Regions from separate parts of the Homo sapiens genome. Here regions 1, 2 and 3 are each linked to region 4. The links are chromatin loops, found by intact Hi-C in ENCODE. Cell type or tissue: dorsolateral prefrontal cortex. All regions are shown on one strand. Links, peaks and the distances in the headings refer to the core of each region. The heading gives the core; the rest is flanking DNA. Region 1 has its middle 18 kb from the start of LINC01213. Region 2 overlaps RNF13 (ring finger protein 13). Region 3 has its middle 54 kb from the start of LINC01213. Region 4 overlaps ANKUB1 (ankyrin repeat and ubiquitin domain containing 1).

Region 1 (7,819 bases), core at 1,829-6,828, 460 kb after region 4:
GTAGAATAATAATAATGAGAATGATTCCTGTACTGTCTCCGGTTCACTACACAAGTCATTACCCCGTGAGGAACGGGTCCGTCACTTAGAAGACAGTGGGATGTGCTAAACTGGAGACTCTCAGGATGGAGAAACAGGGTTTCACTGCTGAAGAGAGGGTGGTGGTCAGGCTGGTGGGGAAGCACATGCCCATGAGGGAGGCAGTATTGGGAGGAGGCCCAGCAAGAGGCCACAGGAGGGAGGCCACAGACAGAGGCACAGTGTTTCTGCCCTGGCAATCCTGTGGGTTACCCAGGCACTAGCTGTCCTCTAGGAGGATTACAGTAGCCACAGGGTTCCAGGAAAGAGGGCAGAAGGAAAGAACCTCTGTGCATACAGATGGTGCCTGTTTTCTGCTGATTTCCCAGTGCCCAGCATGGAATCTGGCATAGTAGGCCTCAATGTAGACGTGTTTAATGGAGGAGTGACTGAGCAAATATGAAGGAGATGCTAGCAAGAATCAAGCAATGATCCTCTCCTAGAGGGATGGGGAAACCAGCTCAGGATCCAGATACAGCCTCAGAGAAAGGGAACAAGTGCAGGTGTTTGGGGAGGTGGGGAGGTGGCTTCTGTGATGGCTAGCAGTGACCGTCGCCTTCTTACATTCATGCCCTTGGGGAATCTCCTCCCTTTGAATATGGTCTGAACTTACCAGCCTGTTTGTAAGAAACGGAGTGTGAGAGAAGTAATGAGATATCACACAAAAGATTAAGTTACACATGTAGCAGCTTTCACCTTGGGGACTTTTTCTTCTCTCTTACTTGCTCACTCTGAGGGAAGCCAGCTGCCATGTGATAAGCTGCCCTATGGAAAGACTCCTGTGGGAAGAGACTAAGGGAAGGCTCCGGCCAAAGCCAGCCAGGGCCTGAGGTCCCCAGTCCAACAGCCCACAAGGAACTAAATCCTACCAACAGCCACAGGAGTGAGCCTAGAAGACAGTCCTCCCCCAATCAAGTCTTCAGATGAGACAGCAGCCCCACTGACCACAGCTTGACTGCAATCTCTTGAGAGTTCTTAAGCCAGAGACACCCAGCTGGGTCACACTTGATTCCTGACCCATAGAAACTATGAGATGGTAAATATCTGCTAATTTTGAGATGCTAAATTCTGGGGTAATATTTACACAGTAGGGGTTTATAAACAAATGAGAGGTATGAAGCTACAGCTGATTGAACATGGAAGCAGCCCACTCACAAAACGAATTTCATGCTGACTCACCAACACACTAAGCCAGTGCTTCTGAAATTCTGCAGAATTCTCCACCTGCAAATATAGAGGAACACATAAGGATGGAAAGATGCAGGTTATTTCAATGTGAGAGCTTTAAAATCCACATGAGTGTCATTCCTTTCAAAGTGGTCACCTTGGCTGAGAGTACATTTATTCTAGTAACACTATTGTTCCAACCACAACTAGAACGACTCTTAGATATTCCAGTGTAAGTAGCAAAGAGGGCGTTGGCAACAATTCAATAGCAACAGATACTGTAAAACAGGAACGCTAAGACATCTTTCTTTTTTCTTTCTTTCTTTCTCTTTCTTTCTTTCTGTTTCTTCCTTCCTTCCTTCCTTTCTTTCTTTCTCTTTCTCTCTCTCTTTTCCTTTTTTTTTTTTTTTTTTTTTTGATGGAGTCTCACTCTGTTGCCCAGGCTGGAGTGCAGTGGCATGATCTCGGCTCACTGCAGCCTTCCACCCACTGGGTTCAAGCGATTCTCCTGCCTCAGCCTCCCGAGTAGCTGGGATTACAGGCACACACCACTAAATCCAGCTGATTTTTGTATTTGAAGAAGAGACAGGGTTTCACCATGTTGGCCAGGCTGCTCTCAAACTCCTGACCTCAAGTGATCCCCCTGCCTCAGCCTGCCAAAGAGCTGGGGTTACAGGCATAAGCCACCACACCTGGCCTAAGACATCCACTTTCTGTAGCTGCGGCTAACCCCAGTGAGCTCCGAGAGAGTGTGGCCCCAGGTACAAAGTCAGTGGAGGGCATCTGATACCTATGGAGCTGTGGCTTCAGATCACCTTCTGCTCTACTCCCTGAGGAGCTAGTTGAGTGTGTGTGAGTGGAGAAGACTCCTTGGGCCTAAACTAGAAGAGAGTTTCCCAGCTATAGACTGTATGCAGCAGTACACATGGGGTGTTCCAATAGATTACTAGTGTACCCCCAATACCCTGATTTCCAAATTCGAAAGCCTGGGGCATTACATGCTGGAGTTGGTTGTTGCATACTGGTGAGTTAAAGGCAGTGAAGGAGGTGTCCCCCAACCCTCAACCTGAGCAGCTTCATAGCTGTAGAGTACAGTACTGCCTGTCTAGATCAGGGATCTAGGCAGTTGCCAGAGGAGTCTGGCACCAGGGACCCAAGGTGTGACCAACAAAGAATGAGGGGACAGAAAACGTCCAGGCTTCCTAATCTCTGTCTTGTATTCCTGGGATACTTCTGGCTATTTGCTGCAAGGCAAGCACTCTGATGGTACATGCTCTTTCTGCAAATTAGAGTCCCTTATTTTGAAATGCTTAACCTGAAAATATTCCATTGGATTCAAAATCCGTTCCCTTATCACAGGAAATGTCAACATTCCCTTTGTCAATGAAACAAGAAGAAAAGTTGAATTCTCTTTTGTTACAATTTCAAATGTAACTTTTTGAATGGTTGTAAAACTGGTCTTAAAATTCGTATCCCCTTCCGATACAAAGTCAGTGATGGTGACTATCAAAACTTTGAAGAACTTATCATTTAAGGGTCTTGAGGAATTGTTACAAATCGTTACAGTTTTACAGTTGTAAAACTTGTCTTAAAATTCATATCCCCTTCTGATACAAAGTCAGTGATGGTGACATACAAATTATGTCCATGGAAGCAAACTCAAGCTTCTCATTAAAAGTGTTAGAAGATTTTCTTTGGAAGTTTCATACAAATTCAATAGTCACCATTATATAGGAAAATATAATGAAAATTTTCTCCAACTCCCCTACAGATGCCTCCAAATATCTTTCAGTTCTAGCTTTTTACACAAATAGTGGCCTTTTCTATGTAATTATGATATGCAAAATGTTGGGAAGGAATGGGAAGGTATAAAAGTTTCACTTCCCCAGGCTGCCCCAGGCATCTCTAACCACATCAGCTGCCTGGGCCCAGGGTAGCTAAGAGGGCATCCAACAGGCAGCTGGGGCGTTCAACCTCTTCTCCCACCAAAAGGACAGCTCCAGCCCCTAACGCCAAGGCCATTTGCCGTTTGTCCCTCACTGCTTCTCCTGGCACCACAGCCTCCAATGGAGGTGGGGAGTCTTCATCTTCTGAGGGTGGATTAATTTCTAGAAGAGCTTTGCATCACTCACAGCTAAATTCAAATGAATAAAACACATTTTAATATAGCTAATAACATTTGGAATCCCGAAGAGGCATGACATAAATTGATTTATTATTATTATTATTTTTTTTCCTAAATGGACTCTGGGGGCAAATTTCCTCAGCCAAATGCTTTGGGTTTGCTTATAAGAGTCCTGTTGGTCCCCGTGGTTTGTAGGAAAAGTGTCAATTAGATTTATGAGAACTAAGATGCTTAATTAAAAACATTCTCATTGCTTTATAGCTGTGCCTCCTCAGATACACAAAACAAGTTCTCTCAATAGAGGCTTCCAAGAGGCAACTAAATCAGTTTTACTATTGTTTCTCATGAAGTTCTAACAATGAAGCTTATGGTTCATTAATGGCATCAGTCACTTAAGGGATTATCTTCATAAGGGAGTAAAAATGGTATCTTAATGGTGTCAGCCAAGAGTCATCACAAAACATCGACATTCCCTGCTATTAATTCACTTCTATTCCATTTCAAGCTAAAGGTAGTGTGCTCAACCCTCAGCAGGCCTGCAAAATTCTTAGGAGAAACAGTAAAGAAGGAACAATGGGGGCAGGGCCCCACCGCAAAGGCAAGGCTGGGAATGCGCTGCCTCTTCCCAGAACTCCAGGGAAACGTCAAGATTTTCCTACTTCTTTGCTCGCTCCTTGTTTGTTTTTTCCAGTTTGTTTAAAATATATGTTTATTCATTCTTAATTATGAAAAAAACATATGCTTGTTCCCCCCCAAATCGGAGCAGTGTAAACGAGGAAAGTCCTCCACCCATTTATTTTTTAATATTAAAGTTAATTAAAATTTGGTCTCCCCTCTGTTTTACTCCATATTTCTGGTTTTCCTCATGCTCTCTGTCTGTCCTGCTCCCGAAGCCTCCTGGTTGTGCACTCGGGCTCTCAGCCCAGATTTCTTTTGTGGGTTCAGTTGAGCCCCGGGGTCTCGGCGGCCGGCGGCTCCCCGCGGCACTGGCTCCCTCTTGTGGCTCTCTGCGGTCACTGCACACCCGCTGAACGGCAGTCTCTTCCAGCGGGCCCCGGCCTGGGGAGAACAAATCCGGGGACAGCGAGAGGGACAATCCCAACGCTGCCAGCAGTCAGTAAAGATTCTCCCTCTAACTCAGAAGCCGGCCCCAGGGAGCATTTCGGGTCTCCTCATACATGTTAGGGCTCCTCTGACCCCTGTCGTTCCTTAGGTTTCTCAGGTGTTCCCTTGCGTGAGGATTTTCAAGAAGCATCAAGAGTGCAGCCTTCAGGGTCCAGGGAGCGGGGGCGAGAGGGACGGAGAAAGTGTGTGTGTGTGTGTGTGTGTGTGTGTGTGTGTGTGTGTGAGATGGGAGTGTCTGTGTATGTGTGTGAGAGAGAGAGATGGGGAGAGTGCCTGTGTGTCCGAGAGAGATGGGAGATTGTGTGTGAGAGAGATAGGAGTGTGTGTGTGTGTGAGAGAGAGAGAGATGGGGAGAGTGCGTGTGTGTGAGAGACAGATGGGGAGAGTGCGTGTGTGTGTATGTGTGTGTGAGAAAGAGATGGGGACAGTGTGTGTAAGACAGACACAGAGAGATGGGGAGAGCGTGTGTGTGAGAGAGAGAAAGAGATGGGGAATGTGTGTGTGACAGAGAGATGGGCAGAGTGACTATGTGTGTGAGTGTGTGTGAGAGAGAGAATGTGTGAGACAGTGTGTGTGTGTGTGTAGTGTGTGTGTGTGTGCATCTGTGTTGGTGTGTGTTGTGTGCAAGTGTACTTGGGAAGAAAAACAAGAAAGAAGAGTTGATAGCGGCTGCCTCACGGCTTCCCAAGTCCTCTGGGGGGATTTAAAAATTCATTTGCTTAACAAACAGACATGAAGCATCCAGAATACGCCAGCACTGGCGATGCCAGAATGAACCAGATATGCTCCTGCTACTAAGGTGCTCCTTTTATAATGAATGGAAGGAGAGCGTTTAGAAATGCTGGCCTAGGAAGCAGCGCTGAATGACAGAGTATCAGAAGCTCTGAGAGTGAATTCCTCCACCGCCACCCAGTATGGTGACCTTTGAGCAGGACACTTCACCTTCCTGAGTCCAATTTTCTCATCTGTAAAATGAAGACAAAAATACTCACCCTCATCTGTCTTCACTGGGCTGTTAGGAGGGTCAGCTAGTCTGATACATGTGAAAGTGCTCTGAAAATCACATGCAAATGCAAACTGATGCTGTATTTTCAATATAATTTGAGGGATCCTACCAAAAAAAAACATACCTCAAAATGACTCTCTTACAGCATGTGACTGCAGTTCTCACCCAAAGAGTCACTCGGTGAGGAGTCTTCTTAACTGGGATAAGGCGTTGTTACCTGGAGAGCACAGTGTTAATCCACAGAAGGTAGTTTGCGGATTAAGCCCTCCATAGGCCACTCCTCCTGGGCAGGAGAGTCTCCTAGCTCTCCAGCTGAAACCCTGCTTCCTGAACATTGCGCTTGCCTAACAGCTCCAGCACCAAGATCGCACGGCCTCTACCCTGTCTCTCTTTCCCTAAGAGATTTTCCAAGCGCTGTCCCCATTTGGGCTGGGTGTGCTCTGGTTGTTTTTTTTTTTTTCACAGCTACTACCACTCGGAGGGGGGAGGGGGTTCAGGGAAGATGATCCTTAGCTCACTCTAAGGATGATACAAGATTATCCTTGTATCTTGTATGGTACAAGATCATAGTGGAGGCTGACAATGCCAGGTCCATATCTCCTTGGCACTCACCTCTGAATACCAATGGTTCCTTACGTGAACACATAATTTTTCTCTGCTGAGGGCTGTTTTGGGCTTCCAGCAAATTAATGCCCCCATGAGCAGCCCTTAAGCAATGACAGATGAGGTGCAGCTGGATAAATACACCAACTTCCTCATCCCTCAGGGCAGTGATTGACTCTGAGGAAGGCTGCCCAGTTCCCCAGTGGGTCTAAGCCCGGGTGCCCCACTTGCCTGAAAACATGCTGTTTATTGGCTTCCTACCTTCTCTGTCTCTACTAATGCTTCCTGGGTCCCCTTGCAAATAAACTACTTGCATTCAAATCCTTGCATTGTGATCTAATTGGAGATGATAACCCAGTCTCAGACAGCTGGGGCTAGAAGTGCTCCTGGGAAGCAGACCCTCGGGATGGGATTGTGGAATTGGATCATTTATCAGCCCAATGGTCACAAGACCCCATAGCTGGTGTTGAGTGGAGTTTTGAAAGATTCTGTAAGATTCTCATCATACTCATTTTGCGGTTGAGTTCTGTAAGATCCTCATATGCAGTGAACTAAGATGGAGTCCTCTGGAAGGAGACACATCAGCTTATGCAATAGCTCTGGCACTTGAGCAATATGGTAGCAAAAGTCTGTAGAGATGGTTAGTTGTCTTTAGCTGTAATTGGAACCGCGAAAGAAGAAAATGACAGGTTCAGATCAGCCAACCATCAACTTAGAACATAGTGTGGATGCCAGAAGGCTTCCAGGGAAGCATTTTAAAAACCTTCATCTCCTGCAGCTGGAAGGCAGATCAGGAAAAAAAAACAGGTTCAGGCCCTCTTTTTCAGAGTGTTCTAGTAACAAAGGAAGTTGAATTCACAGCCCTGGTGTATCTCCTATGGGAAGTGAGGTCCCTGATAAGAAAGATATAGGGCCCTGATACCCAAGATGGGGAGCCTGGGGTGATGTTCCTGAGAACATGAACCCCCAGATTCCCAGGAACCACTGGACTGGCAGAAGTTAGCCCCTCTTAATTGCTAGAGGAGATGATTAGACAAAGACCTCCCCTGAGTCAGGTACCTTCCCAGACAATGTTTGCTGTCCTGAAGATCTGCTCCTGCCTCTCCCCTTTGCTGTAGATCAATTATGGTCAAGTCTCAGTAAGGTTCAGGCAGCGAAGCAGCATCCCTGCAAGGGAGGAAAGCCACAGGACCTGGGTAATAAATACTGGCAGGGACTGGGAGAACATGAATGGGAATGGATCTTGACAGTGTTGAGTCAGGGTTGGCAGGGACAGAAAATAAGGCTGGATAAGGAAGAGCTTAGTGACTGAGGATTAATATCCTGGTAAAAAGCAAAGAGAATTCTCCCTTTACTACAGTAATGAGGCGTCCACTAGTTAGGGAGGCATCAGTGTCCCTGAGAACTTCTGCAGTGGTTCTTTTGCAGGAGATGCTGCCTTAGAATTGGGCTTCATAGTCAATGGGAATGATACCACGCTGGAATACCAAAGTCCAGGTGGAGGCACTGAACCATCAGAGGCAAGGTGGAAGTAATTGTCGTAATGAGAAGCACAGCAGAAAGACAACCCTGAGCCTTGACCTGCGGGGACCCCTCGGGGTGGCTGATAGACCATGGTGTGTCTGCAGGTGAGATCACGGGCAGCCAGTGAGGGCCTGGCTTGACTTATGTCACTGAAAAGATCAAGAGCAAGTGGGCAGAAGGCTGGTGTCAGC
Region 2 (7,819 bases), core at 1,939-6,938, 110 kb after region 4:
TCCCAAGTGATTTGTGACTCAAAGATAGCCACGAAGGCAGCAGAAATGCAATTAACAATTCCTGGAGGAAAGGGAATTGCTTTCCAAATAAAGAGAGCCATTGTTTAATTTTTTATCTTCTGTTGAGAGAAGCACATATGAACCTTTTAATCTGTCTTACCTTGAGGAGATGCAGCAAAACCCATGCTCAGAATGAATGTTTGAATATGTAGAATATCCAAAAAGCCAGTAAGAAGAACTATTGATTACATGTCAGGTACTTATTCTAAAAGTAATCACTTACACTGTTTTACAAAAACTGTATCCTCTGAAAAATACAGCTCTTTAGAGGAAAAGCGAAACAGTGCTATTTTGTCTTTGTATGATGCTGTTCTTTACTGTGACAAAAATTGACTTTGAAGCATTTTGAGGGAGATATTTCTCAAAAGGCTTGAATTGGCATCCCAGTGAGAAATACGACTTTAAAAAAAATCTGTAAAAATACCTAGTAATTGAAAGGCCATTAAAATAATCACTTAACATTGAACTTTCAGAGCTATACAATTTTCTGTGTATATAACTGAATAAAGACAAGTTATAAAAAAATCTGTCCATTGTCATTTCAGTACCAGATGCTTTCATTACTTGGGTATAATGGTAAGTCACCAATTTCTTTGAGTAGCCAATTTACTGTATTTTAGCTGGACTTTAGCAAAGGCTGGTAAACAGAAATGGTGCAACATATGCACTTTATTCAGCAGTGTGTGCTGAATCTTATTCTATCTTATGTGTGAATGAGTATTTTTGAAAAATGCAGCTGCAAAGCCATCTAGGCCAGTTACCAAGACTGAAAGGACTTAGATATTATTCTCCCTTCCCACACCCCCTTTTTTGTGGGCATGAATGGAGGTACATTTGGATTGTAGATGATAAGGAATATGTTGGGTCTCTTCAGAGCTATTTTCTGCTGTAATGTGGCTTTTATAAAACTTAACTGGGATACAGATACAAAACTTAACTGGGATACTTTACCTGACTTCTGCCTCTCTCTCAAGTCTCATCTCTACTTTGCCACTCCTCCCACCTCGTAAGAATTTACAAGTCCCCATATGTGCTGAGCAGTCTCTCCCACTCTGTCTTAGTTTCTGTCATGTCCTCCATCTGGCATGTCCTCCTTCTACTTGTCTGTCTGGCCAATCTGACTTTATTTTAAATCTGAGATAAACTGTGTCCTGTCTGAAACCTTCCCTGATTTTCTTCAAGGTAGAAGTCATCATATCTTTTTTTTTTTTTTTTTTTTTTTTGAGATGGAGTTTTGCTCTTGTTGCCCAGGCTGGAGTGCAGTAGCACGGTCTTGGCTCACTGCAACCTCTGCCTCCCGGGTTCAAGCAATTCTCTTGCCTCAGCCTCCTGAGTAGCTGGGATTACAGGTGCGTGCCACCACGCCCCACTAATTTTTTGTGTTTTTAGTAGAGATGGTATTTCATCATGTTGGCCAGGCTAGTCTTGAACTCCTGGCCTCAGGTGATCCACCCGCCTCGGCCTCTCAAAGTGCAGGGATTACAGGCGTGAGCCACCACACCCGGCCCGTATCTTTTATATACTATTTAATCCCACATCAGTCTCTGTTTCTCTCTGTGAGAGAAAAATATCATGTTTTAGATTCTGTAGTGCTAGTGCCTAATGCATTATATGGCATTGGTAGATGAATAATAAATATTTGCAAAGTGATTTACTTTAAAAACCTTAAGGGCTTATAATAAAATGTGAATAGATTAGAGCCTAAACAGTATCACTGGAACTTTCCATTTGCTTCATGTTCATTTCACTTAATGCTTTTGGCATTATTTCTAAGCCTAGATATTTATTTATCCCACAGATATTTTTCTCTAGTTCTCAATGTTTATAGAATTTTTTTAAATTACCATAAACATTTTTGGGATTATTTGATCATATCATAATAACTCTTTTTCTTTCTGTCTTTTTTTTTTTTTTTTTTTTGGTGATTTTTTTGTTATCTCAGAAAGTAGCCCTCTAGTTTTCCTTTCTAGACTTACCTTTCATTACATTATCCCCTTTCAGGCCTTCAGTCAAACACATTACTTGTCCCCAGAACATACTCTGCACTACTATTTCAGTAGTAGTAAGCAAGTAGATACGACCTTAAGTAGAAATTAAACTCTGCAAATTACCTGAAAGTCATTTAATATCATTTAATTTTTCATAATGTATATATTTCTATAAAGTGATGTATAACATTTGTTATTAATCTACTTCAGAATCATGTTTAAAAGATTCCACTAAAGGAGCATATTCAAGGATATTCGATGGATGGAAACAGTTCTATCCATATATAGTTCAATCAAACAGCTTTGTGCTGCTAATTCATTCATTCATTTGTTCATTCATTTCTTCCACCCTTTAATTGGTAAATATACTTGCATTTTCATGATTAGGTTTCTTTATACACAAATTTATTCAATATTAAAATAACAAAGCAAAATTCCCTTCTTTTACCAGGAAGGTAATCTTTCATGAAAGAAAAAAGCTGAAAAATATTAATTTACATGTGCTTTATTCTAATCTAATGAAGCAGTGTAATGCCAGTAACTTTATTTATGTATCTATTCCCCAAACATTCTTTTGCTTCAGAATTTTTACATAGGTATCCTTTAATCACAGACATCAGAATGCTAGACCATATACTTTTCAAGAGACTTACTGCTTTATTTTGGACTCAAGCAATAAAATGTATTAAAATCAAGATATTCAGATTACTCAGATATACTATAAATGAACGATGTCTAGGTAAGGAGGAAAGATGGGATCGAAAGAAAGAGAGAAAGATAGTTTTTATCACTGAACTATAATATTAATGAGAGTTAAAATGTCATAAGAGCCTGATACTCTCTTCTGAGGAGTAGCTCTTCTCAACATGGCCTGCAGTAGTCCTAAAATAATGTGCAGGAAAGAACAATGTTGAAATGGAATGTAATATTGGCAGGATTGCTTGCTATAATTCTGGATCTTATTTCAATAATTGATTATTCGATACTGCAAAGTTCCCAGGAATTTTTATCCAATAGATAAAATTAATGATTTACATTCACAATCTGAATCCTCAGATCTATTGCTCCATTCTCATCTGCATTGTTTTGATCACTTGAGAAAGAGATTCTACTTCTTAATTTCTTCTTATTTCTTTGGACTCAAAAAGATGATCATAGCTAGGTTTTGAGAATTATCTCTATTCTCTATGTCTCTCATTAATTTATTTCATTTTCTTCCCTTATAGAATAAGTACTTTTTCTCCTCTATTAGACATCTGGGTGGGGAGAAAGGGTATTTTGTGTCCAGGCTGATGGTTAATTTACTGTTCCTTTGTGGCTATGCTGAAGGAAGAGAAAATCAGTTCTCCAGAGAACTTTTCCATTTTGCACTTGGAAAGGTTTAGAAGCAGAGTTAGAGTGTGTTTTCTTTAGGGAATCTTTAGAAGGTAGACATTAAAGTGAAGGTCTAGTTGTGTCACATTTCTAGAACTGCAAAAACCCAATTTATAACTAGAAGTTTGAAGAGGCCAGGCTCCAGAACCATCCAGTATCTGTATTATGCTATTTTCTTTTTCGTTTTGACTTTTCACCTTTTTGTGTTTTGAAAGATGGAAGACACAGTAAAAGTATCTATAATGTGTATATGTGCAATTTAAATAATAGTAAAATGAATTTCTGTGTACTCAATACTTAGTTTAAGAGAGACCTGTTACTTTCTAATGTATCACTTTAATCAGACTTCATTAAAGACCTTGTTATCAGGTAATTTTTTTTTTTTTTTTTTGAGACAGGGTCTTATACTGTTGCCTGGGCTGGAGTGCAGTGGCATGAACATGGCTCACTGCAGCCTTGACCTCCTGGGGCTCAGGCGATCCTTCCACCTCAGCCTCCCAAGTAGCTAGGACTATATGCACACTCCACCATGCCTGGCTAATTTGTTTTGTTTTGTTGAGAGGGGGTCTTGTTATGTTGCTCAGACTGGTCTCAAACTCCTGGGCTCAAGTGATCCTTTTACCTTGGCCTTCCAAAGTGCTGAGATTACAGATGTGAACCATTGCATCTGGCCTGGTAATTCTTTATCTTCAAGATTTTATTCCATCTACAGATTATATTAAATGAGCTGATCTTCATAATGAGAAAGCTCTATATTTGCACTAATTTTACATTGATTTCAAATGTTTTAAATAAAGTGATGTTAAGTATACCATAAAGTGACTGCTCATTAAAGTTACTCATTTTTTATCTTGTGTTTATAATAGCTTGCAAAGGGAAAGTCTCTTTGTAAGGCCAGAACAAATTCTAGCAATACTGTGTATTTTCTAATTCTTTCTTTTTGCTACATTATACTGTTTTCATTACCTCTAGCCTGATCCTAACCTAAAAAACCCATGGATATGTCTTTTCTAATTTCAGATTCTTGGGAGTAGAGCTTATGTTTTATGCAGTTCTGTGTACTGAGCTTTTAGTACAGTGCCTACAATACCAGAAACAATTAACAGGCAGTAATGGAGGAGTATACTCAGAGATCTGTCGCTGGGTGGCGCTGAACATCAAAATTCTTACTGTAATTGCTCCATCACAGTTACTTTTCAAGTGCAATGGAAGTTCCTGTGTTACTTGTGAAATTCCTAGTAAGCTGATTTTAAGTACAGAAAGTTATCCTCTTGTTGCACAGAAAGTTATTCTAAAGCCTTTATTTTCAGTGGTGGGTGGGCTGAAATGGGGCCTCTGCTATGTTAGGATGAGAAATCATTAAGATTTGATTGGAATATGAATCCTATCAGTGTCTAAAAAATATGAACTTAGATCAGATCCTTTATTTTAAATATCTACTTTAATATACATAGGTAACTAGAGAATATTTATGAATAGCTTTTTTAGATTTAAATTGCAATTCTGACAAATATTTAGGCAGCTTTTAACTAGTATAGTTTATTTTAACTGGTGTGGTTCATTACAAAGTAAAGATTTTTTTAAAGCAGTTTTAACTTAAGCATAACTTACAAGTTTTAACTTATAGCAAGCATAACTACACATAAAGGTTATTCAGATTTTCTTAATGTCACTGGGAAAAAAAGACGAATGTAATTTAACTTTTAAATTAATTTTAATTTTATGTTATTCATTTTATTATCTTTAGTACTAATCATGTTCCAGCTACAGTATTAAGCTTCATAATACTGGAAATAGCCACATTCAAAGACCTATAAGCTAATGACTTTGATTTTTTGATGGGATGTTGCAGAACATGATTGTTGCAACATGGAACAATCATGTTGAAAGGCATCAATCTTTTTTCTGATTGCCAACAACCTATGGAATATTAAAAACTATCTATATGAGTGAGTTTCAAACTTTTTTGACTGCAACCCACCCACAGTAAGAAGTTTATTTTTACTTGTTCCCTAGTTTGTATACAGCACACAGTCTGACAATAAAATTTCATGGAATAGTACTTACCTACACTACCTATACGATAATAACTTGGTATATGAAATTTCTTTTTATTAAAAAATAAAATTCACTTGGGTTCACTAAATGACTTTACTGCCTGGTAATGGATCATGACCTATAGTTTGAAAAATGCAGATTTAGGCCAATCTTTTCTGTGTAGCAGTGAAAACTGGCAGGGACACTAAGAAGTATGCTTTTTGCCTAAGCACTTCTAAGTTCAAAAATTGCTTTTTATTTGTAATTTTAGTAGTAAATTGTGTCTCCCAGTATTTAAAATTGCTTGTCCATATGCCATAGATTGACTTTAAAATGATGCCATTGGAAAAAATAACAAAAGATCTTTGTTTTTTTTTGAGATAGAGTCTTGCTCTGTTGCCCAGGCTGGAATACAGTGGCTTGCTCGCAGCTCACTGCAACCTCCACCTTCCAGGTTCAAATGATTCTCCTGCCCTAGCCTCCTGAGTAGCTGATATTACAGGCACCCACCACCAGGCCTGGCTAATTTTCATATTTTTAGTAGAGATGGGGTTTCACCACGTTGTCCAGGCTGGCCTCGAACCCCTGACCTCAAGTGATCCACCCACCTCGGCCTTCCAAAGTGTTGGGATTACAGGTGTGAGCTACTGCACCCGGCCAACATAAGATCTTTAATAATTTAAGTTCCAAGCGTTTTGGCTTCTGTTTTTTGGTATACTGTACTTGAAACAAATAAGTATGGCTTTTTGTATAACACAAGATTTTACTAGCCCTACCAAAAATGTTTTCTAATGAAATAAATAAATTCAGCTTACCTCTAAGCTTAACATGTACAGTGGTAATATGCCACTTAGCAAAAGGTCAACTTTCCCAGAACATAGCCTCAGAGAAGAGAAGGAAACATGCCTTTGTACCACCATTATGAATGTTGCTAAGCTTCAGCGTTAAAACCATGTACTTTTCCTGGCAGTTTTTCTCAGAATTCTTATGCACTTAATTTTTTTTAAAGAATAGAATTCTTATCGGGTTTAGTTCTTTTTTTTTCTCTGCCACAGAGAAGGATATACAGATGGAGGAAGTCCAGAATAACTATTAGTAGAGTACCAGTGGTAAGCACAGAGAGAGGAAGTAACATATGACACTTAACATTAAGGAGAAAAACTATAGTCTGTTGAAGCATGTTCATGATGATCTCGAGTAACTGGAAAAGGTCAAGTCACATTTGGTGAAAAGGTGGGGAAAATGCAACATATCACAAAAATTTTTATCCAAAATGACTAAAGTAAAATTTCCTGTGTGCTTTCGTGGAGGGTGGGTGGGGGAGGGGGTAGGAAGGAACTAACCAACAGATACGAGGAAATTTTATTTTTTTGACTTATATATTGCTGGATAGGGCTGGATAATCAGTTACCTTAGTTGCAGTTTACTTTAAACAACTATTTATATGAGAGATATTTTTCTAGGCTTGAGATATACATAAACAAAAAAGATTGTTCTTAAGGAACATTAAAGCCTGGTACTTAAAATGCTCTAAATGTTATTTTGTCAGATCTCTGTTTTTCAAGGTGAAAACAGGCTTAGTTTTCTAGTAATTAATGTTTATACCAAGAAGCATGAAAACAGATCTTTTGTTAATTTTTAAAGTAATACTCTGAAACATGAATTTTCACAAATTTTGCTTACTAGTATTGTGCTATGCACTTACCTTTACTAAGTGCAGGATGATTTTGTTTTTATTTTCAATTTGAGACCATGATGAAATTAGTCCATATTTATATCATGTTTTTAATGAGCCATGGTAGTTGAAAATTAATCTATTTAAAGTTAAGTATGTGAAGCTGGCCTGATTAAAATGTATCAGGTTGTCACAGTACTCAGCTGGATATTTAAAAAATAATGCCCTCAAGACAAAAGCTTGTGGTTCATGTTACAACAAAGATGAAAATACAGGTATACTTCTGAAGTTAATCCATTGTTAGTAACTACCAAGTGTTTTTTCTTAAACAGTTTTAAAATAAGCCCCATATTTTATGTCTTATACATTCTCTCTCTGTACAACAGCAGCATTCTCCTACATGTAGTTACCACACTTAAGAAATTTAATATTGATAAATATTATCTAATAATATAAACTACATGTTTAAATTTCCTAATTGTGTCCAAAATATCTCTTATAGTTGTTTTCTTTTTAACCATTTCAGGATCCAATCATGAATCCCAGACTAAACATATTCAGCTTAGTTGTCATGTCTCCTTTAATCTACAACAGCTCTTGATTCTTTTTTTCCTACTTTGTGCATTTCTGTGTTTCAGTTTAATAATTTCTATTCCTTTGTCTTCACATTTACTGATCCTTTATT
Region 3 (7,819 bases), core at 1,169-6,168, 420 kb after region 4:
AACAGGGGACAGTGGCCAGATGAGAGAGCAGAAGTCAGAAAGGAGATAAGATGGTGTCAGAGGCTAACTTTCTTATATCCGATACCATTCTGTGAAGCCGCCCTCGTAAAAGTGGGGCAGCAGGCCACGGCTGGTTGTATGGCCCATGTGACCATTCAGACCCCTGTCCCTTCCACCTAGCGGTTTCTTCCTCACAGTGGCTGGAAGATGGGGAAAGTGACTAAGGAGACGGTACATCCGCTTCTTTTTTTTTTTTTTTTTTTTTTTTGAGACCGAGTCTCCCTCTGTCGCCCAGGCTGGACGGCAGTGGCGCGATCTCAGCTCACTACAACCTCCGCCCCCTGGGTTTAAGTGATTCTTCCGCCTCCCGGGTTCAAGCGATTCTTCCGCCTCCCGGGTTCAAGCGATTCTTCCGCCTCCTGGGTTCAAGCGATTCTTCCGCCTCCTGGGTTCAAGCGATTCTTCCGCCTCCTGGGTTCAAGCGATTCTTCCGCCTCCTGGGTTCAAGCGATTCTTCCGCCTCCTGGGTTCAAGCGATTCTTCCGCCTCCTGGGTTCAAGCGATTCTTCCGCCTCCTGGGTTCAAGCGATTCTTCCGCCTCCTGGGTTCAAGCGATTCTTCCGCCTCCTGGGTTCAAGCGATTCTTCCGCCTCCTGGGTTCAAGCGATTCTTCCGCCTCAGCCTCCCGAGTAGCTGGGACTACAGGCATGCGCCACCATGCCCGGCTACTTTTTGTATTTTTTGTAGAGACGGGGTTTCGCCATGTTGGCCAGGCTGGTCTCAAACTCCTGGCCTCAGATGATCCGCCCGCCTCGGCCTTCCAAAGTGCTGGGATTACAGGCGCGAGCCACCGTGTCCATCCACATCTGCTTCATAACCCTGTGGGTTTTTACAGAACTCTTCTGCTCACATTCCGTTGGTAAGAATCAGTCACATCGCCCAACTAGCCATAAGTGGGTATATGGATAGGGTAGGCTGGGAAATGTAGCCCCTGGCTGAGCAGGGGGAATCAGGATTCTTTTGAGCCCTGAGGACTCCTGAGACTGCGACAGTGCATTCATGAAGAGGCGTCAGAAACAGAGAGACAGAGTCTTGGCCAAGGACAGAAAGACTAGAGTCAAGAAACAGGTCAATGTATAGATGCGCCCCCCTACAAATAAATGAACTTTTTCAGGGATAGGAAAGGTGTTAAGTGGGGTGCAAGTCTGAGAGAAAGGGAAACATTTGGGCGGCTTATACGGGATGGAGAGAGGCCTCATGCTTAAAACAATAAAAAATGATGCTAGAAAAAGGTAAGAAGTCCGACGACGTGAGACTAATCTCCAGATGAAAATTTGCTTTCAGGGGTGTGACAAACATAGCTATTTGACTGCAAAAACCCATGTTCTTCCTAGCCAGTCAGCGGCTACATTTCCCAACCTCATCAACCTTTACGCATATATGGGCCAATTAATTGGTTCGCCCAATAAAATGTGAGCAGAAGAGCTTTGTAAATGGCCAAGTGGGTAAGAAGCAGATGTATTTCCCAGTCTCTTTCCCTAACTGCCCGCTACTGAGAGGACGAAGAGGAAGAGGAACCACAAGGTGGAAGGGGCCTGGGCCTCTGAACGTTCACATGGAAGGCCATACAATGTGTCTTGGACTCTGATGTGAATAGAAAATAAACCTTATTAAATCTCTGAGATTATAGGTGTATCTGTTTCAGCAGCTAGTTTTACTTAACACATGTGAAAGGCCAGAGGAGGCTTATGGGGAGCAAAGGAAATTCAAGAATCTAAATGATGACTCTTTTCAACTCCTCCCACCTATGAATACAGATCTTAGGCTAATAAATACAGACACCCCACCTACGTCTTAGGCAATCATCAAGGCAAGGTTAAAGAAAGTTTCCCTGTCTCTCGCCACTTCTACACTTAGCCTTAGGCTCCATACTTTTAGTGGTTTATTTATCTACCTCAAGGTCTCCATCTGTCATCTTTTAAATCACTTTTATTCTAGCTAAAAATGTTGGAGGATAGGAAGGACACTGGGTATTTATTCTAACTATTTTGGGGGACAGAAAGGTAAAGTAACAGAATCAGATAAACTGGTGAACATCTTAGTTGTAAAGAAAAGGGGGCGCTATTATAAGAAAACACTGTTCTATCTCTGAACTTTAGGTTTTCTAAGGGAGACTGCTCTGTAGTTTGGCTAGTACATTGATGGGTTTTAGATGGGCAAACCTGGGCTCAGAGAAGGATCTAGGAAGAGTTGAATTGAGTTATTCAGCATAAAAGTATGAAAAGAGTTGAAAAAAGGAAAAGAGATGAAAAGAGAGAGGTGACAGCAAGACTCTGAGATGCCAGAGGGGTCCACGGGATGGGGCATTATGGATGGTCTCAGTGATGGGGATGGAGACGAGACTGTTAAATCCAGGAAACATGAATGTTGAGCGTTAGACTGTCTGGTCACCTCTATGTAGCTCCCGCTGTCTACCCAAATTTTCAGTGGAGGTTTTCACATCAAAGACACCTTCTATGGGAGGTTTTTCAGGGGCACCTAAGGAAGGGCTACAGTTCCACAGACAAGTTGACAAACTGTGGAATGCAGACAGCATATACAGGCAGGAGAAGACCCATAAACAAAATGGATCCAGATGGAGCTTGGAATCACAGGACCATTCACTCCACAAACATTGAGCACCCAATATGTGCCTAGGACTATTCCAGAGCATGAGGACCATGCCTGGAACTAGATAGACAAAGTCCATGGGAACTCACAATCTAATGGAGTGACAGACAATAAATAACTGAACAGATAAATACATGAGAAAAATAAAGCAGAGGATATGGTGATGAATGGAGGCTCTGCTTGAGAATGAATGGTTGCCTTGCAGAGGCAACACTGAAGCCGAGACTATTCTCATTAGGAATTTACTATCAGCTTTGTGGGGGTGGAGGTGTAGGTTGGTCAGGAGCAGAGTGACCCCAGTACATGTGGATTACAGACCAATCATTTACTCATTTCTCCTGCTAATTCTCTTCCTTTTCCCTACGATGATGTAATGTTATTTTTTCAGTAAACAATAAAAAATGTATTGAGTCCTTCTTTGTATGCTAGGGGGAGATAGTTGCTACTCAGAAGGTTATAATCAAGGTTGTCGCTGAAGTGGGAGTTCATGGATTCCGCTTCCCTCCCGTCTCTAAGGAAAAGGCAGTGAACTGTAGGTTCGAAATCATTTGATCTCACGCTTGCCTAGAAGCAGAAGAATGAAGCTGACTAGAACACCCCTTAAGCCTCTTAGCTGTCCTGAGGGAAAGGAGCACTGCACCCTCCCCCAGAGTAAAGACATCGCGAATTAATTCCTGGGTGGTGGACGGCGACGTCCTTGTCCTGCGGGAAGTGCAAGGGCACCCGCTCAGGGTTGTGAGAAACTGCGGGGCCCACGCTGCTGGCGAGAGTCAAGAAGGAACGAAAAGAAGGAGCTCCATCTAGCGTTGTTACGAAACAAGACCAGCGGCATCCTGAACAGTTAGCTCCTTTCTGAAGGGCGAGTACCAAATGAAAAACGCACCTTATCTTCCGCCTAAAAATTTTACCGAAAAAGCCAGAGCCGCTGGGCTGTGGGAATTTAGCGCACAGTACAAGCCTGACATCACCTTTGTCTGGGAATGAACCCAGGAACGGAAAGAAGACTAAATTATCTTAAGGTCTTGCTTATCAGTAACTACACATGAAATGTTTCCTCCTAGGACAGGAGCGCAGGCTTCTTTGTTGTTATAAAATCATGATCTGGGGACTTGACAACGTCCAGAGCAATCTGGGGAGGCCCATAAATGGGATCCTGTATATTATGACTTTGGGGACATTTGTGCAAGTATTTGTAATTGATGGGTCATAGGGTTCACATACCTTCAACTTCAGTAAACAATGACTAACTGCTTTCCAAGGGAAATATAACAGTTTACACTCTCATCAAGACTATGAGGGTTCCCTTTGCTCCTTATCATCTGCAAAAGTTAGTATTGTCAGCCAGTTTCATTTTTGTCATTCTGATGGGTGGGGTCAGGATACTTCATGGTGTTTTAGTTGGCATTTTCTTAGTTACTAGTGAAGTCAAGCACTTCCCATATGTTTCTTGTCTATGTAGATATCCTCTTTTGAGAATTATTTATTCAAGTCTGTTGGCCAATTTCCCAAGGTCTGCCTTTTTCTTAGTTATTTGTACTTATTCTTTATATATTCTGGTTAAGAGGCCTTTATTAGTTACATATGTTGAGATATAGTCCTTCAGTCAAGGCTTGTTTTTCATTTGTTTAATTGGTGTCTCTTTAGGAACAGAGGTTCTTAATTTTTATGAAACTCAATTTATAACTCTTATGATTTTTGTTTTGTATCTTATTTAAAAAATATTTCCCTACCCTGAGGGAAGACATTGTCCTATATTACCTCTCAAATCTTTATTGTTTTGCATTTTGCATTTAGGCCTAGTCTCCTGGAATTGACATTTTATTAGACAGAAGGTAGTGGTCAAGTTTTATTTTTCCTATTTGGGTTTCCAATTGTCCCAGGTTTATTTGTTGGAAAGACACTCCTCTTCCCACTGTTCTACAGTACCACCCTTGTCATCAATCGTGTTCATTTGTGTGTGAGTTTGAGAATGATCTACTCTGTTCCATTGTTCTACCTTGCCTGAATATAAAACTGTCCAAGTAACCTACAGATTCAATGCAATCCCTATCAAGATTCCAGTGTCATTTTTCATAGAAATAGAAAAAAATACTAAACTTCATATGGAACCACAAAAACCTGAATAGCAGAGGCAATTATGAGCAAAAAGAACAAAGCTGGAGGCACTACACTATCTGATTTCAAACCATACTAAAAAGCTACAATAACTAAAACAGCATGGTACTGGCAAAAAACTAGACACATAGACTAATGGAGCAGAATAGAGAGCCCAGAAATTATCTCTCACATCTACGGTCAATTGATTTTTGGCAAAGGTGCCAAGAATTCACAATGGAGAAAGCCTAGTCTCTTCAATAAATGGTGTTTAGAAAACTGAATATCCACATGCAGAAGAATGAAATCGGACCCTTATCTCACACCATATACAAAAAGTCACCTCAAATGGATTAAAGACTTAAAAGTAAGACCAGAAACTGTAAAACTCCTAGAAGAAAACATAGGGGAAAACCTACATGACATTAATCTGGTCAATGAGTTTTTCATTTAACCCCAAAAGCATAGGCAGCAATAGCAAAAATAGACAAATGGGATTGCATCAAACTAAAAAGCTCTGCACAGCAAAGGAAATAACCTACAGATTGAGAGAAAATATTTGCAAGCCATACATCTGATAAAAGGTTAATATCCAAAATATTTAAGAAACTTGGACAACTCCACAGCAAGAAAAAAACAGTTAAAAAATTGGGAAACAACTTATATACATAACTCTCAAAAGAAAACATACAAATAGCTAACAGATACATGAAAAAATGTTCAACATTACTAAATCATTAGAGAAATACAAATTAAAACCTCAGATCTCACACCCGTCAGCATGGCTATTATAAAAAAGACAAAGGGTAAGTTGGCAAGGATGTGGAGAAAAGGGAACATTTGTACACTATTAGTGGGAATGTAAATTAGTACAGCCATTATTGATAACTGTATGGAGGTTTCTCAAAAAACTAAAAATGGAATTACTGTATGACCCAGCAATGTCACCTATAGGTATTTACCCAAAAGATTTGTCAAAGAGATGTCTAGACTCCCATTTATTGTAGCACTATTATGTAGCACAAGTTATGGAGGCAACCTAAGTGTCCATCAACAGGTGAATGAATATAGAAAATGCGGTATATATAAATAATAGACTACTACTCAGCCTTTAAGAAGAAGAAAATTGTGGAATCTAAACAATCAAATTCATAGAAGCAGAGAGTAGAATGGTGGATGGGGGGGTGGGGCAAATGGGGAGATGATGGTCAAAGGAAACAAAACCTCAGTTAGATGAGAGGAGTAAGGTTTTTAAAATATCAATTGCACAGCATGGTGAATAGAATTAATAATAGTATACATAATTAATACTATTATTAATACTATTTATAATAGTATAAAAATAGTACATTTTTAAATTGCTAAAAGTAAATTTCAAAAGTTCTCACCACAAAAAGTTTAAAGTATTTGAGGTGATGGATATGTTAATTAGCTTTATTTTTATTTTTTTCCACATTGTATTTATAAATCAAAACATCACTTGGTGCCCCATAAATACATACAATTAGAAACTATCAATTTATAATAAAATAAAAACATATCAAACTGTCCTAATTACTAGAACCAATACATCTTCATATCCTGGAGAGCAAGTCCTCTCATTTGTTTTTCAAGAGTATCTTGGCCATCCTTAAACCTTTGTATTTTCATATAAAATTTAGAATCACAGGTTTGCATTAAATCTGTAGACTACAGGAGAAAAATTATCATCTTTATAATATTAAGTATACAATATATGAATATCGCATGTCTTTCTATTTATATAAGTCTTTAATTTCTCTCAATAATGCTTCATGATTTTCACATAGGGGTCTTGGACATCTTTTGTCAGATTTATTTCTAGGTATTTTATATTTTATGCTTCTGTAAATATTTTTAATAGAATACTTTTAGAGCAATTTTACATTCATAGCAAAATTGAGTGGAAGGTGCAGAGATGTCCTACATACCCCTACTCCCTGCCCCCAACCTTCCCAACTATCAACATCCCCCACCAGAATGCTATTTTTTATAATTGATGAGCCTACATTGATATATCATTACAACCCAAAATCCATACATTAGGGTTCACTCTTGGTATTGTATATTCTAAGGGTTTTGACAATTGTATAATGACATGTATCCACTGTTATAGTATCATACAGAGTATTTTCACTTACTTAAAAACCTCTGTGCTCCACCTATTCACCACTCCTTCCCCTGTAATCCCTGGCAACCATTGATCCTTTTACTGTTGACATAATTTTGCCTTTTCCAGAATGTTCTACAGTTGGAATCATACAGATCAGCTTCTTTAACTTAACAATATGCATTTAAGATTCCTTCATGTCTTTTTATGGTTTAAGTCATTTCTGTTTAGCGCTGAATAATATTCCATCATCTGGATGTACCACAGTTTATCCATTAACTTACTGAGAGACATCTTGGTTGCTTCCAAGTTTTAGCAATTATGAATAAAGCTGCTATAAACATTTGTGTGCAGGTTTTTGTGTAGGCATAAGGTTTCAACTCCTTTGGGTAAATACCAAGGAATGCAATTGCTGGATCATATGGTAAGAGTATGTTTAGTTTTGTAAGAAGCTGCCAAATTGTCTTCCAATGTGGCTGTACCATTCTGAATTACCACCAGCAATAAATGAAAATTCCTGTTGCTCCACATTCTCACCAGCATTTGGTGTTGTCAGTGTTTTGGATTTAGGCCATTCTAACTGCATGTGGTGGTATCTCATTGTTTTAATTTGTATTCTCTGTGACTTATGATGTTGAGCATCTTCTAATATGCTAGTTTGGCATCTGTATACCTTTGGTGAAATGTCTGTTCAAGTCTTTTGCCCATTTTTATTCAGGCTGTTTGTTTTCTTATTGTTGAATTTAAGAGTTATTCATGTATTTTGGATAACAACTTTTTCTCAGATTAGTCTTTAGCAAATGTTCTCTTCCAGTCTGTGGCTTGTCTTCTCATCTCTTGACAGTGTCTTTCTTTTGCAGAGCAGACATTTTTAATTTCAATGAGATCAAGCTTATCAATTATCCCTTTATGGATTGTGCCTTTGGT
Region 4 (7,819 bases), core at 1,888-6,887:
CATTAGAACTGGACATTCTGTTTGATCAGGTCTTTGTCCAAACTGAAGTTGTCATGACTTTTCAAAGCACAGTTTCTAGAGAGTTTTCACACGCTGTCAGACCTCCTCGGGTAGTCAAGTTAGAAATGCTCTTTTTGGCCAGGACTCTTGCTATTTCTAACTGCTGAAGCCATCGTTTCTCTTTAAAGGCACTGCAAGAAAACAAGATATAATTTGTAAGGAGGTCTGATCTTGTCTGCATACATAGCTGAAAAAGGATGGAAATCTTCAGGTTGATTTTGTAGCTAGGGCTAGTTTGTCTTGTCACATAGGTAGATGTGAAATAGAAACAGTAATCTTTCTAAAACAAGTTCCCTGTGATGCAGTGGGAATGATATTTTCTCAAGGCAATACTAAAAACTTAGAATCCACAACTAGAAACAGAAAGCCACTCAATATCATGTAGAATTCTCTGGGTTGAAACTTTTTCTCTCTCCTCTCTAGATATTCCTATACATCACATATTCCCTGGCCTCCTCTTTTCTCCACTTTCTACCCCTACGAACACACATGAGGATTTTTTAATTGAAAAGATATTAGGTATTTTGATAGTCTTTAACTAAAATGCAAAGGAACTTAATGTTTTATGATAGTTATTCTCTGGCTATATACTAATAAAGACTTGCAAATTTGAATACGATTACTCTTTGTAGGATGCAAATGTGATTTAATACAGAGGTGTTTTACATCACCTTAAATGTTGGGGTCCTCCAAGATTCTATCTTTGGTCCTCCTCTCTTTCTACACCCTCATCCTAGGAGTCCTCATTTACTCACTGTTTAAATTCTTTTATCCATGACTCCTTGACCTTTCTCAAAAGTGGCATATCTCCAATTAACAAATAAAAATATTCATCCCATAGACACTTCTAATTTAACATATCTTTATCTTCTTCCTAAACTTGTCCCACTTCTGTTTCCTTGTTCTAACACTTCGATTTTGCTATCCTCACCATCTCCAAAGCTAGAAACGAAACTAAATTCCTTCTTTCTCTATTTCCACACCCAGTCAGTGACCAAATTTTGTGGATTATTCCCCAGAAATATCTCTTGTATTTGGCCTTTTCTCTTTTCCCTAACTACTGTTGTTCTAGTCCAGGTCTTTATTTTCTCTTATTTCTCTTTTTGCAGCTTCCTACCTTTACTATAGTCTTTCCACATCTTTCCAACGAGTCTTCCATACATCTCTATCAGATTTGTCTTCAAAAACAAACAAAAACTGATTATGGAACTTACTTCATGAAAAAGAACTTCTATGAGCTTCCCACCTACCTCCTACCCCATGGAAGGGGGAATAAGAAGCAAACTCTTCACTTGGTCACACAAGATGCTTCTTAGTGTAGATGCAGTCTACTTTGCCAGTCTTATCTCCAGCCAGTTCTTCCTTATTGCCTAGGATGACTTTTGCAAATCCACGTACCTTCCTGAAAATTCAATTTCTTGCTTGCTCTTTCACAAAAGTGCCTTTGACCATGTTACTAGCTCTGCCTGGATCCTTTACCTCACCTCTGCCCATGTTGTCTGGCAAAGTCTGGTATTTCTAAAAGGCTTTCACTCAATCTATTAGGAGTAACCCTGTATAAAAGTACCATAGTGTTTCCAACATTTGAACCAGGTCTATGTCTGCCTGATTCAACTTCTTTGTTCTAGATTAACTTCTTGCTTTACCTCAATGGCTGTGTCTTTCTGTGCCCTCTAAACTGAGTTAACCCATCCATGCAGCCCATAAAATTAGGTGTTAAGTCTTAAAGAAATCATTCAGGCACTTTCAGCCTTTCCCTGTATCCCACCAGACTTAGTTTGAAGTCCTCTCCTGTTCTGATGCATATCCTTGCTCTTCCTAGGCTCAGAGCCTATCCTGATTCTCTCCCTGGCATTTGAAACCTGGCTTTTCTGCATTCATTCAAAAACTGTTTACCTTAAGAAAAAGATGCGTATTGAGCACTTACTCTATGGCAAGCACTATTCTATGTGCTGGAGATACAAAAGGTGATTAAAACATACAAGATATGCCTTTTTAAATAAAGAATAAAAACAAAGAGCTGTACTTGTATCCAGAGTACAAGAGCCCAGCAAAGCTCATAACATTTGAGATTATCATCTATTCTCAGTCCACTCAAACTCTCAGCCTTCTGGATCAATCCCTTACATTTGAATCTTTACTTAACTGGACTCCCAGGTCACATAAACCTCTCTGGAATTGGACAATGAGCAATAAGGAAAGCTATTTTCTAGACACACCTTACAGATATTCTTTGACCTGTGTAAAGCCTACTGACGTCTAGGCTGAGGAATGAGACTCTATGTGACCTTCTGGCCTCAGTGACTGTCTACACCAGCCACATTTACTCACCAACCCAAACCCACATTAGCGCTTGATCTGTGTTAACTGCATAATGCCATCTTGGAGTCAACCCTGAGAGGTTTAGTTTTATGAATCTAAAGGTAGGAGTTCCTGAATGACATGTGGTCCAACAAGTACTTTCACATGATGCCAGATGACTTGTCTGCTTTGGGAGACTCCCCTTTCTGTAAAACAGGAACATCTGATGGTCACTTTACCCACCTGATCCCTGGGTCAGCATCATGAAGGATTACATTAGGTTCTTCCCCATTTCCTGGCTATGACACTAGCTTGGTGATGGTGCATGTAGCCATCAAGATAGCGTCCATCCATTCCTCATGTTTGTGTCTTTGTGGTACAAGAGCTGCACTGGTCATTTAGAGGGGTGCTCAGACCACCTGACTGCCTGCCTTGACTGTCTACTTCAGGTAGATGTAAGTGCTTTTGTGACTTCTATGGGGAACTTGAACTCGATCAAGAAGACTGCAGGGTCATGAGATTGTAGATCTCTCCTTCCCTTCCACAGCCCACCAACAAAGGAAGGTGGAACAGATCCTGGGAAAGATTCAGTGGAAAGGGGGCAGAAATGGATGGGAAGTGGAGGGTGTGAATACAGGAAAGAGAAAAATATTGAGAAAAGAGAAATGGAAAGAGGATTTGCTAGGAGTAACACTGCCAGAGTAAATGTGCGGTCAGACTGACCACCACTCCCCCTATGGGTCTCCCTTCTGCATTAATCCCTTCCTTCCTTTCCCTTCCTTCCTTCCCTCCCTCCCTCCCTCCCTCCCTTCCTTCCTCCCTCCCTCCCTCCTCTCCTCCCTTCCTCCCTTCCTCTCTCTTTCTTTCTTTCCTTCCTTCTTTCTTTCTTTTTCTTTCCTTCCTTCCTTCTTTCTTCCTCTCTTTCTCTCTTTCCTTCCTTCCTTATTTTCTTTCCTTCTTTCCTCTCTCTCTTTCCTTCACAGAATAACACTTTAACAAAATGTTTTCTCTAGAAATTTCTTTCTTGACCTTGAAATTGCCACTCATTAATAATTCCAATCCTTATGAAATGTAGCTACAAAAAAAAAAGCACACTGGTAGTCTCTTTTAAAAAGTGTTTTGAAATGTTTACTAAAGCTAAACATAAATTTATCCTATGACCCGGCAATTCTATTCCTTGGTATAGAGTCAAGAGAAGTGAACGCAGATGTCCACCAAAACTCATATGCAAGAACAATCATGCATTTTTATTCAAAGTAGCCCCTAAATTAGAAACAATTTAAATGTCCATCAGTAGGAAAATAGATAAATAAATTAGGATATGGAATACTGCATACAAATGGAATGCTACATAGAAATAAGAACAATCAATACATGCAAAAACACTGATGAATCTTATAGGCAATGTGTTGAACAAAAAAAGCAAAATATCAAAGGTATATGCCATATGTGCCCTTTATATGAAGTTCAAGAACAGGCTAAAGTAATCTTCGGTGATAGAGATGAGAATAATAGTTACATCCGGGAAGGATCATGACTGGCAAGGGGCATGAAGGAAATTTTGGGGGGTGCTGGAAATAGTTTGCATCTGATCTGAGTAGTGCTTGTATGAAAACATAAAAATTCAACAAGCCATATATGTGAGATTAGTGGTCCTTATGGATTTTACTATATATTTCATAACTCATTTCCTCCCCAAGAAAGCACTGTATACAACAACAGACACTGTCAGCTTTTCTTATCTAAAACCACACACACACACATGCACACACACACACACACACACCTTAAAAACAGATGCTTTTTCATGCACATTTCCATTCTGCTGGGCACAGCACTGGGCTATAGTAAACACTTACTGAATGTTTGAAAAATAAACTCATTTTTAGCATGTATCTGTTGATAAAACAAATCAATATTTCCTTTCTTGTTTACAGCCTTATTTTAAGAGGGACTATGTAGTTTTTTCAATTAATAATTTTCCTAGTATATTTCTAGAATTTTTGGTGATCTCTTTTTATACATTCTAGTCAGAGATATCTCACAAATTACAAAGATTGAGACTATTAAGCTATTAAGTGTCTTCCTCTATTGTCAACCTCACTCTGTTGGATATTGAATTTTGAGTTTTACAGCCCAAATTACTCTCACCACAAGGTGGCAACAACCTAACTGAAATAAAGTTGAGCTGAGCTAAAGACCAGTACAGAAAAGCAAGTAGAACAATCTAGCCTTGTTTTTTCTTTACTTCTCATTATATTGAGTAAAGGGAAAAGTCGCTTGTAAATCTATATTTCTAACTGTAAAATTTGCATCAAATAATACCTCATAAGTAATGGATGGGATCTGAGCTCTAATCAGAGAGTTGTGTACCTTAAACATCTAATTCCGATACACTTTCTTATCTCTTTAGATGTGCTAAGGATTACCTTTTAACTCACTGTAAATATTAATGTCAATTCTAGCACCCTGTCCAATACAGATCTCACCCCATATGTGTATCTTGCCTAGTCAGTCAATTCAAGTCTTTAATCATTCAATTTGTCATTAATGTGTTCCTTTCTTTCTTCCCATTTTCATTACCATTTAGTTTTCTATGACACTTTTTATGTCTCCCTCCCATATTTCAGTTTTCTCTCTTTCCCCTCTAATTACAATTAATGTTTTATTAGCTTTAGAAGAAGAAGAGGAAGACAAAGAAGTGGAAGAGGAGGAAAAAGAAGAAGCATTAGCAGGCTAGGCACAGTGGTTCATGCCTGTAATCCCAGCACTTTGGGAGGCCAAGGTGGGAGGATCGCTTGAGCCCAGGAGTTTGAGACCAACCTGGGCAACATGGTGAGTCCTCATCTCTACAGAAAAAAAAAATCAATCAGATATAGTGGCATGTGCCTGTAGTCCCAGCTACTTGGAAGGCTGAGATGGGAGAATTGCTTGAGCCTAGGAATTCAAGAATGCAATGAGCTGTGATAGCACCACTGCACTCCAGCCTGAGCAACAGAACGAGACCCTGTCTCAAACAAAAAGAAAAAAGAAAAGCAGCAGCAGCAGCAGCAGCAGCAGCAGCAGCAGCAGCAGCAGCAGCAGCAGCAGCAGCAGCAAGGGACCTTGAGAATTGATACAATTCTTTCTACTGTGTTTCTTTCCCTCCTGAAAGTTTGAGGAGTAAAGTACTGCACAGATTGGATTGGCCAATAATATTAATTCATTTTGTCCTAGTGATGAGGCTAAGATGAGGTCCTTGAAGCTGGGTATTGATGCACTGGAACAACTTGTATTACTTTCAGTGGCATAGTAGGGCATTATGGACCATTCCTTATCCTGGACCTGCCTTATAAAAGCTTTGCTGTTTGTATGTTTAAGGGGAGAACATTACCTTGCCACAGCTAAGCAGTAGATTGCGTTCTCCCATGGAGTCTTCCCACTGTGCTCTAAGAAAGATGAGAAGGAGGACTTCAGTAAAAAGTCAGCACTGGGTGTTGCATAGAAAAACGATGGATGTGAATATCCCACTCTTGAAACTGGAGGGAGGGGGACTTGGGGAAGATATGTGTTTTTTATGAGCTTTTCTTTTTTCCTAGCTGTGGCAGTAATTTTTTTCTGATTTTGTTGTTGATGTTTTTGTAATTCAGAGAATGAACTTGCATTCACCAGTGGATGAAATTTGAGGGCTTGTTTTCTTGTGTCCGGCTGTGAAATTGCCAAAGGATTGACAGGTTTGCTGCTTGCAGTTTGTTTGCTGAGAGATGGTAGCTTGAGCACGATGCTTTGTGAGTCGCTGTTCCCAGCCTTATGCCAGCTCTTGGAGGTCATTTTTGGTTTGGTGAAACCATCCACCATCACAGTGTCTCCAACTTTTGCCCCAAAGACCCTTGCTCCACAAAACTGGCTTTTATGAAGACTGTGACTCTGAGCTCTGAGGATCCATTGTTTTATTTTAATATAAATCCTCATTGGGACTGAAATTTTTGGAAAAGAAACTGTGGACCACATTTTACTGAGCAAATATAATACACAGTCTTTATGCTTGTGTTTGAACACAATGGTCAGGGGAGTTTGTCCTGCTGCATTTTTGCATTCCAGGCACAGCACACTGTAGTTGACAAAGGCCTTCAGAATCAACAGTTGGCCTGCTTCTGCGGCTGCATGAATGGGGCATTTAGAGACATCTGCATGAAGGGCTTCATGGCACCATGCTCGATAGGGGTGAACACCGACTGCCTCGTGGGGCCGCGCACCCTGCTTCAGGGCCCATTCAGTGAGTTCAATGTACCCACAAAAAGCAGCAATGTACAGGGCTACCCTTTTCTGATACCTAAATGAGTGAAACAAGTGGGGAGGGGGTGTTTAGAAAATCAGCAAACAGACAAATGTAGTTACACTAAATGCTCATGAAATATTCTAGTTGAATGTTTATTTCTTCTTAACTTTTACCTTAAAATATTTTTAGAAAAGGCATATAGTGACATACAGGTTAAACTGCACAAGTCCTGCTTATACACATTATCCTACTATGCACGTGTAAATAGTTTCCTTGAAGTGGTCATCTTTCTTATAAAAATTAAATCCTCGAAAAATATCATGCATGGGGAAATACAAGGAGCTTTTAAGTCTGATCATGTACATTCTCTGAGCTATTAGATTTTATTTAAAGATGAAGTCAAGTATAGATGGTCAAGCACATGAACACTAGAGTTAAATTGTTACAATTCAATACCCAGTTCTGCCCTTGCTATTTGTGTGACATGGGGCAGGTTTTCTTCCTCCATCCCCCCTCCCCAGACAGAGTCTTGCTCTGTTGCTCAGGCTGGAGTGCAGTGATGCAATCTTGGCTCACTGCAACCTCCACCTCCCGAGTTGAAGCAATTATCCTGCCTCAGCCTCCTCAGTAGTTGGGATTACAGGTGCGAGCCACCACACCTGGCTAATTTTTGTATTTTTTGTAGAAACAGGAATTTCGCTACGTTGGCCACGCTGGTGTCGAACTCCTGACCTCAAGTGATCTGCCCACCTTGGCCTCCCAAAGTAATGGGATTACAGGTGTGAACCACTGTGCCCAGCCAACATGGGGCAGGTTTTCTGATCTTAGTTTCCTCATGTGTAAAATAAGATTAAAAAGTGTCCGCCTCATCAAATTGTTACAAGCATAAAATGAGGTAATAAATATAACACAGTGTCTGCCGTAAAGTATTAAATAAATATACACTATTAAAAGTAACAAAGCAACACAGCTATTTCTTTGGATGCAGAACATGGAAAAAGAAATATCACTACCCCACAATAGAAATTAGTATAAAATATTAGAATATTTTATAAAATTGTAAAATCTGCTCTTCTAATCCATCACTTCACAGAGCCTCAGACCTCCTGGTGTGTTGGCTTCTGCAAAACATGATTAAATCACCCATGAGGGGGCACTTTTCTAAAGTACTATTAAACCTACAGATTAGTGCAATTTATG

The links. A loop is a pair of places that touch in the nucleus more often than their neighbours do. Peaks named below come from ENCODE experiments on the same cell type or tissue, not always from the same donor. Only the 100,000 strongest peaks of a DNase experiment are listed, where the experiment ranks them.
Region 1: it touches region 4 in a loop (2.9-fold over the local background); 9 of 110 quality-filtered maps call a loop at or near these places.
Region 2: it touches region 4 in a loop (2.4-fold over the local background); 3 of 110 quality-filtered maps call a loop at or near these places.
Region 3: it touches region 4 in a loop (5-fold over the local background); 14 of 110 quality-filtered maps call a loop at or near these places.

What each region holds. Positions count from the first base shown.
Region 1 is chr3:150,217,074-150,224,892 of GRCh38, forward strand. No RefSeq gene overlaps it. Among named protein-coding and RNA genes, the nearest start is that of LINC01213, 18 kb to the right of the region's middle. In dorsolateral prefrontal cortex, for the core only: a CTCF peak has its summit at 4,358 (motif pointing left); a DNase peak (open chromatin) is centred at 4,378; H3K4me3 peaks cover 870 bases.
Region 2 is chr3:149,875,513-149,883,331 of GRCh38, forward strand. The region is part of intron 4 of RNF13 (ring finger protein 13); the gene reads left to right. Among named protein-coding and RNA genes, the nearest start is that of RNF13, 66 kb to the left of the region's middle. In dorsolateral prefrontal cortex, for the core only: CTCF peaks have their summits at 4,551 (motif pointing right) and 4,764; a DNase peak (open chromatin) is centred at 4,579; H3K27ac peaks cover 392 bases.
Region 3 is chr3:150,180,879-150,188,697 of GRCh38, forward strand. No RefSeq gene overlaps it. Among named protein-coding and RNA genes, the nearest start is that of LINC01213, 54 kb to the right of the region's middle. In dorsolateral prefrontal cortex, for the core only: CTCF peaks have their summits at 3,470 and 3,673; a DNase peak (open chromatin) is centred at 3,423; H3K4me3 peaks cover 963 bases; H3K27ac peaks cover 1,179 bases.
Region 4 is chr3:149,761,423-149,769,241 of GRCh38, forward strand. ANKUB1 (ankyrin repeat and ubiquitin domain containing 1) reads right to left here. Exons shown (of 6, transcript NM_001144960.3): 5 at 5,735-6,673; 6 at 1-191. The coding sequence ends at 62. Among named protein-coding and RNA genes, the nearest start is that of COMMD2, 13 kb to the left of the region's middle. In dorsolateral prefrontal cortex, for the core only: CTCF peaks have their summits at 4,528 (motif pointing right), 4,729, 6,452 and 6,651; a DNase peak (open chromatin) is centred at 6,499; H3K4me3 peaks cover 509 bases; H3K27ac peaks cover 2,474 bases.